Linked DNA regions of Homo sapiens: region 1 is linked to region 2. A link is an interaction called in ENCODE POLR2A ChIA-PET data of the cell type or tissue named here. Cell type or tissue: HepG2. All regions are shown on one strand. Each heading gives the region's core, and the rest is flanking DNA. Links, peaks and the distances in the headings are about the cores only. Region 1 overlaps ACOT7 (acyl-CoA thioesterase 7). Region 2 overlaps ESPN (espin).

Region 1 (2,900 bases), core at 191-2,690, 130 kb before region 2:
CTGAAGGCTGGAATGGGGAGGGAAGATCAGGCCAGCAGACAGGCAGAGGTTGCGGCCAGAAAGTGGAGGGAAAATCTACAGTCCCTGAATTTCCCAGCAAAAACCTCAGAAGCCAGAAGACATGGAACAAACGCTTCCAAGCCCTGTAAGGAACACTTCCCCACACCCTGCTCAGCCACAAGTCTTTTCAGACGCGCAAAGCTTGGGAAGATGACCCTCTAGGCCCCATGACAGAGACTATCTCTTCCTTCATCAGTCACTCCAATGTCTAACAGACACGTCTGACCAGCGGCACTCACCCACCCACAGATGTGGCCACATGAGGACATTGTGGCCAAAAGGGGAGGCTGCAATTTTCAATATGCCCTCCACCCCTTTGGGGCTGGACGCTGATGAAGAGATAGGCAACATGTGGCTCACCAAGAGGGCACTCCCAGGCTGGCGGAGCCACAGGGCAGCAGAAGCCTGGGTCCCCAGCACCACGGGGCTGCCTATCGGCTGTGGATCGCTCACAGCTGCATTGTTAGTTCAAAAAAAAAAAAGAAAAAGTCCTCTCTCTTGTTGAAGCCAAGCTGTCTGGGTGGCAGCTGAGCCTTTATTCCAGTTAATATATTGCCTTTCTTGGGGAGCCACTGGAGGACATGTTCCACCAAAACCAGCAAAGAGAAAAATTGAAGATCCATGAATCCTGGCATCCAACCCAGGCGAGTGCAAAGGCCGTCCCAGGAGAGCAGTTTAGAGCAGGCACAGAATGAGCAACGTGGAGGAGGACTGAAGGCGGACCCCTCTAGGGAACATGGCAGGGAACAGTTCCGTGGCAGGCAGACTGTACTGAGAGCATCTTACAGAGCTGCTGGAGGGCACAGAACAACCATTGGCTTTCGTAGTAACACCGTTTCGAGGGAAAGTAATCACAGTACCCCACCTGATGAACAGTGATGGGGCTCATGCATCTGAAACTTACGCATCAAGGGACAGCAACAGAGCCTCATGCTTAGGAAGCAGAGTCCTGAATCAGAAACAGGAGCTACCCCTGCAGGAGCGATGGGAGGAAGAGAGACCCACAAGCCCTCTGGATTGTTTCCACATAATACTTAAGTATAAAATAATTAATTTAAAAATAAAAAATAAAGTACAAGGAAAAAACTAAGATGGCCAAAAGTTGAGAAGTGAAGAATGCATGCTCAAGACTCCTCTAAGGTCTGCCTTGAACAGGGCTACCGGCTGACCCCCAAGAACTTCCCTCTCCCAAGGTCTGGACCCCCACAGGTATCTGCTAGGTCACCCCTTCAGTCTGTACAAGCAAACGTGGGGGTAGTGGAGGGGAGAACAGGGGGTAACTGGTCTTTTCTGGGCCGATCCTGAGCACTCTATGCAGGAGGGTGGGGGACCATGGAGTGACTCACTCAGGACTCAAGGGAAGACAGAAACCAAAAGCCCAGTTTGCCCTCTTCACATGCCCTTCAACCCAGAACTGCACGCACACCACCAACCCTCCTCCCGCATGGGATGATGACGGTCCTCCACACCCTCCACGAGCCATTCAACCCAGAACGGCAGAGACCCCGCCAACCCTCCTCCCTCATGGGACGATGACGGTCCTCCACACCCTCCACGAGCCCTTCAACCCACAACTGCACACACACCATCATCAACCCTCCTCCCGCACGGGACAATGACCCTCCACACCCTCGGGCTCACTCCCCAGATCTCTACTATTCCCCTAACTAAAGACAGGAGGTTCTGTCCATGCAACCAGGAAAGCAGCAGTGAGCTAGTGTCTGGTGGGAGCACTGCGTTCTCCCTGTGATTCCAGGCAGAAGAGCTCCTCCCTTTCCAAGACACCCTTCATGAGTTTATCACCACCCAGACCTGTGTGGAAAGTCCTCAAGACCAAGGCTAGCCAGTGTGTGGAACTCACAGAAAACGGGACTCGGGCGCAGCTTTGCGCAGTCTAGAATTACAGAATAAAGGCTAAATTGGCATCCACTTCACCATTTTCTTCTGCAACTGGCATCTAGTGAATTACAGTTTAGTGAAGATTTTGATTCAAATGATTTTAGATGCCATTCTTGCCAACAGTACTTTACAGGAAAATACGATAAAATCACAGTTCGTGTTTTCAATGTGGTGTTTATTTTATTCATTCACTCGTGGTGAGTTACCAGGCCCTATAAGAGAAGGTTAAGGCTGGGCACGGTGGCTCATGCCTGTAATCCCAGCACTTTGGGAGGCCGAGGCGGGCAGATCACGGGGTCAGGAGATCGAGACCATCCTGGCTAACATGCTGAAAACCCGTCTCTACTAAAAATACAAAAAATTATCTGGGCGTGGTGGCGGGCACCTGTAGTCCCAGCTACTTGGGAGGCTGAGGCAGGAGAATGGTGTGAACCCGGGAGGCAGAGCTTGCAGTGAGCCGAGATCACGCCACTACACTCCAGCCTGGGTGGGCGACAGAGTGAGACTCTGTCTAAAAAAAAAAAAAAAAAAAAAAAAAAGAGAGAAGGTTAAGCTTGGTAAAATTATTAGATTTTTTTACAAATTGTGGGCAGAAAATCCCTACTAAAATAGGCATTATTGTAAAGCCATTATTCCTAATACACATCTTAACATGTGCCTGTATCAGTGAAGCAGCTTAGACACCGTAAATGAACATGACATGCTGCGGACTTCCAAGGGGCTTCTCCAGTGACTTCTCCCACTCCTGGCATCTCACTGATGCCTTTCAGCACATAAAGAAAGAAAGACTGGGCTTAAGGGTGTGGACTTTTCAGCACGTAGACAGCGACGACGGAAATGCCCCATTTAGTGAAGAACGTCTAACATGTCGACAAAGTAAGCAGAACTCATAGCCCAGAGTTTCACAAATTCCAGGCAGAATGGAGCTGTATGAGTCTCAA
Region 2 (2,900 bases), core at 257-2,756:
CCTCAAGAAGGAGGTAGTGAGCCCTCACCCCCTGCCTGCCTCCCAGCAGGGGGACTGGGCTGATGGGGGCCAGTGAGGCCAAAGGCCTGGCCTCACTAGTGGGCATAGGGTGGGGATCCCTGGGTCCATGGCATGTTCAAGAGTCAAAGCTCCTGGCGAGTCCCACAAGGGGTCAGGGCTGGACACTGGACTGGGAGGAGAGTAAGAGCAGGTCATTGCCCTCCATGGGAGCTGGGGGGTGAAGGACGCAGGTCCAGACAGCTGTGCCTCACCAGGAACTGGGCCTGTGCCACCTCTTGCACAGAGTGGCCGGGTTGTCATGGAGTTGACAGAGAATGCATGGAGACTGCCCCTCCCCAAGCATGCCCCCCCACCCCCACAGCCCCAGGCTCAGTCGGAGAGTGTCACCCAAGGGAGGTGGCTGCCAGGTGGAAGGTGCCAGTGGCATGGCTGTGGAGGTGAGGGCTGGAAGGAGGGTGGGGGGAAGGTGAGCAGGCACTAGCAGGGCTGGGTGGAAGTGAAGCTGTGGCTGGTTCCAGTTTAGGGCTTGAGCTCCTGGGGGAAAGGGCCAGGCCTGAGCTGGGAGCCCTGGAAGGAAGCGAGCCTGTGTGGAGAGGATGAGGCCAGGGTGGGCAGGTGGAGTGTGAGGTGCCTAGGGATGTCTGGGGCCTGCAGGCCCCTGGCTGAGGCTCTGGAGCAGGGGTTGGGGCAGAGGTCTGGTCTGAGCAATTCCGGGTATCCCGGGCAGGGTGCCCTGGGGAACACTGGCGTTCTGGCCATAGGAACAGAGCAAGGATGGTCTAAGAGGTGAGGGGACAGCCTGAGGTCACAGGTGGCCAGATGTGGTGTGGCAGCCCCCTGGGGTCCTGCTGGAGCCTGGGACCTTGCAGTTCTCAAGCCCAAGGCAAAGCCACCCCAGGGCCAATTCATAAAAGGTGACTCGGGTCACAAGGCCACTGGGCAAGGGAGGCATGGGAGGGACACCGAACCTGCAGGCCAGCTCCAGTAGCTGCCCTCTTCATGCCACCTTAGACCAAGCTCCCACAGTGGCTTCCCCTTTCATCTCTGGGAGGCAGAGGGGGCCCTGGAATCGCTGAGTTCCCAACGCAGACTGTTGGCCCCGCCCAAATCCACAGGACAGGTGGCCCAGCCAGTGCCCCGTCTCCACCGTTGAGCCCAAGTGCCAGGTCTGCGTGGTCCCCTCCTGGCTGTGTGAGCCCCCTCCCGGCTGTGTGCGTCCCTCCGGGCTGTGTGCGCCCCTCCCGGCTGTGTGCGCCCCTCCCCACTGTGTGCGCCCCTCCCGGCTATGTGCGTCCATCTCGGCCGTGTGCGTGCTGGGCCGCAGGCGCCAGGGCCGGGGCCCGGACGCTCCACAAAGGGCTCTTTGTGTCGCCGCGGCGCCCCCCGCGCGGGTGCCTGACCGGGGGCGGGAGCAGGGTCGTGGCGTCCGAACCTCCGGGCTGCAGGGGGCGCGGAGCGGGCGGGCTGGCCCAGAAAACAAATCCTGCGGTGTCGCATTTCCTGCAACGTGAGCCAGGTCGGGCGGGGTGAAGGGTCTGAGGCCACCGCAGGGACGCATGGGCTGGAGAGTGGGGCAGAGGACAGCCCCCACCCGGTCACTCAGTCTTTGGCCCGGCCGCCTCACTCTCCCTCACTGAGCTGGGCCTAGTTGGGGGCAGCTGCGATGGGGTGGGAAGCCACGCTGTCACCCGACCCCGCCTTACGGCCCCTGAAATCCGAGGCTTGAGCGCGGGTGTCGGTGTCGCTTTCGTGGATGGCGATGGTTTCCAGATGCAGGAGGGGAAGGGTGGGGACGCGACCCGGAGCCGGGGGCCAAATATGAGAGGCCTCCTCTGCCCACAGTCAGCCCTCTCCCCTCTCGGGCGGGGATGAAGGTGGGGGCTCAGCTCCCAGCTTAGGGAGAGGCGCAGGGGGCGGGGTCACATCTGGCCGGGGACGGGTGCAGAGCCGCGGCCAGGTGTGGCAAAGTAGTTGGCGCCCCCTGTGGCATCCGCGACGGCTGGGGGGGTTCAGCCTGGGATTGGCGGGCCCCGGGTGATGTCAGGCCGTCGGAGCCCATAGGCTGGCTGTGCGCGGGTGGCTGTAACCTGAGAGGAAGTATCAGGTAACGCAGGTGTCGGGTCCTGCCGCCCCCACAGCCAGGTGCACAGCGGGGGCCACCAGCACCGTGGCAGGTAGGAGCAGCCCCCGGACGGGCAACCGGGGTCCGTGGCAAGCCGGAGCCTCCGAGAGCACAGGCTCTGGAGGGGGCTCCCTCCGGCCCCGGACCCCCGAAAGACAGGGCTCCGCGGAGCCCTGGGGACCCGCAGTCCTTCTGACAGCCGAGAGCGGAGTGCGGCCGAGGGCCTAGTGAGGGCTAAGCTGGGAGGTGCCCCTTCGCCAGCTCCCCCTGGCGTCGGGGCTGGGCCACCCCGCCCCTGGGCCCGCCTCTTCTGGCCTCAGTGGGGGCCCCTGTGCCCCTTGGCCGGTGCCCAGAACCCCTCCCTGTAAGGCGGGCGGAGCCTGCCCTTCCACCGAGGCCCCCATGACCCTCGCCCGCTGCCCACTGTGAGAACCAGGGGGTCTAGGAAGTCAGCTGCTGCACCCCTCGACGGCCGCTGGCCGCGAGTCCCCAGGAGGTGAAGAGCTGGGTGGGGAGGCGTGGGGGGCGCCTACCGGGCAGGTGCCCGAGCCCCACCGGTCACTGTCTTCCCGCAGCTGAGCTCCTGTGACGGCCACGACGGGCTGCGGAGGCAGGACTCCAGCCGCAAGCCCCGCGCCTTCAGCAAGCAGCCCAGCACGGGGGACTACTACCGGCAGCTGGGCCGCTGCCCCGGCGAGACGCTGGCCGCACGCCCGGGCATGGCGCACAGCGAGGAGGTGCGTGCCCGCCAGCCCGC

What was found. Peaks named below come from ENCODE experiments on the same cell type or tissue, not always from the same donor. Only the 100,000 strongest peaks of a DNase experiment are listed, where the experiment ranks them.
Region 1: POLR2A ChIA-PET joins it to region 2 with 6 read pairs; 3 of 35 experiments call an interaction of 5 or more read pairs at or near these places.

The regions. Positions count from the first base shown.
Region 1 is chr1:6,313,282-6,316,181 of GRCh38, forward strand. All of the region lies in intron 6 of ACOT7 (acyl-CoA thioesterase 7), which reads right to left. Among named protein-coding and RNA genes, the nearest start is that of GPR153, 54 kb to the left of the region's middle. In HepG2, for the core only: no CTCF peak of the experiment used is centred there; no DNase peak of the experiment used is centred there.
Region 2 is chr1:6,445,923-6,448,822 of GRCh38, forward strand. It overlaps ESPN (espin), which reads left to right. Exons shown (of 13, transcript NM_031475.3): 7 at 1-13; 8 at 2,719-2,900. Among named protein-coding and RNA genes, the nearest start is that of MIR4252, 17 kb to the left of the region's middle. RefSeq lists enhancers at 963-1,621, 1,646-2,520. In HepG2, for the core only: CTCF peaks have their summits at 1,482 (motif pointing right), 1,976 and 2,396 (motif pointing left); DNase peaks (open chromatin) are centred at 1,309, 2,019 and 2,429; H3K4me3 peaks cover 2,380 bases.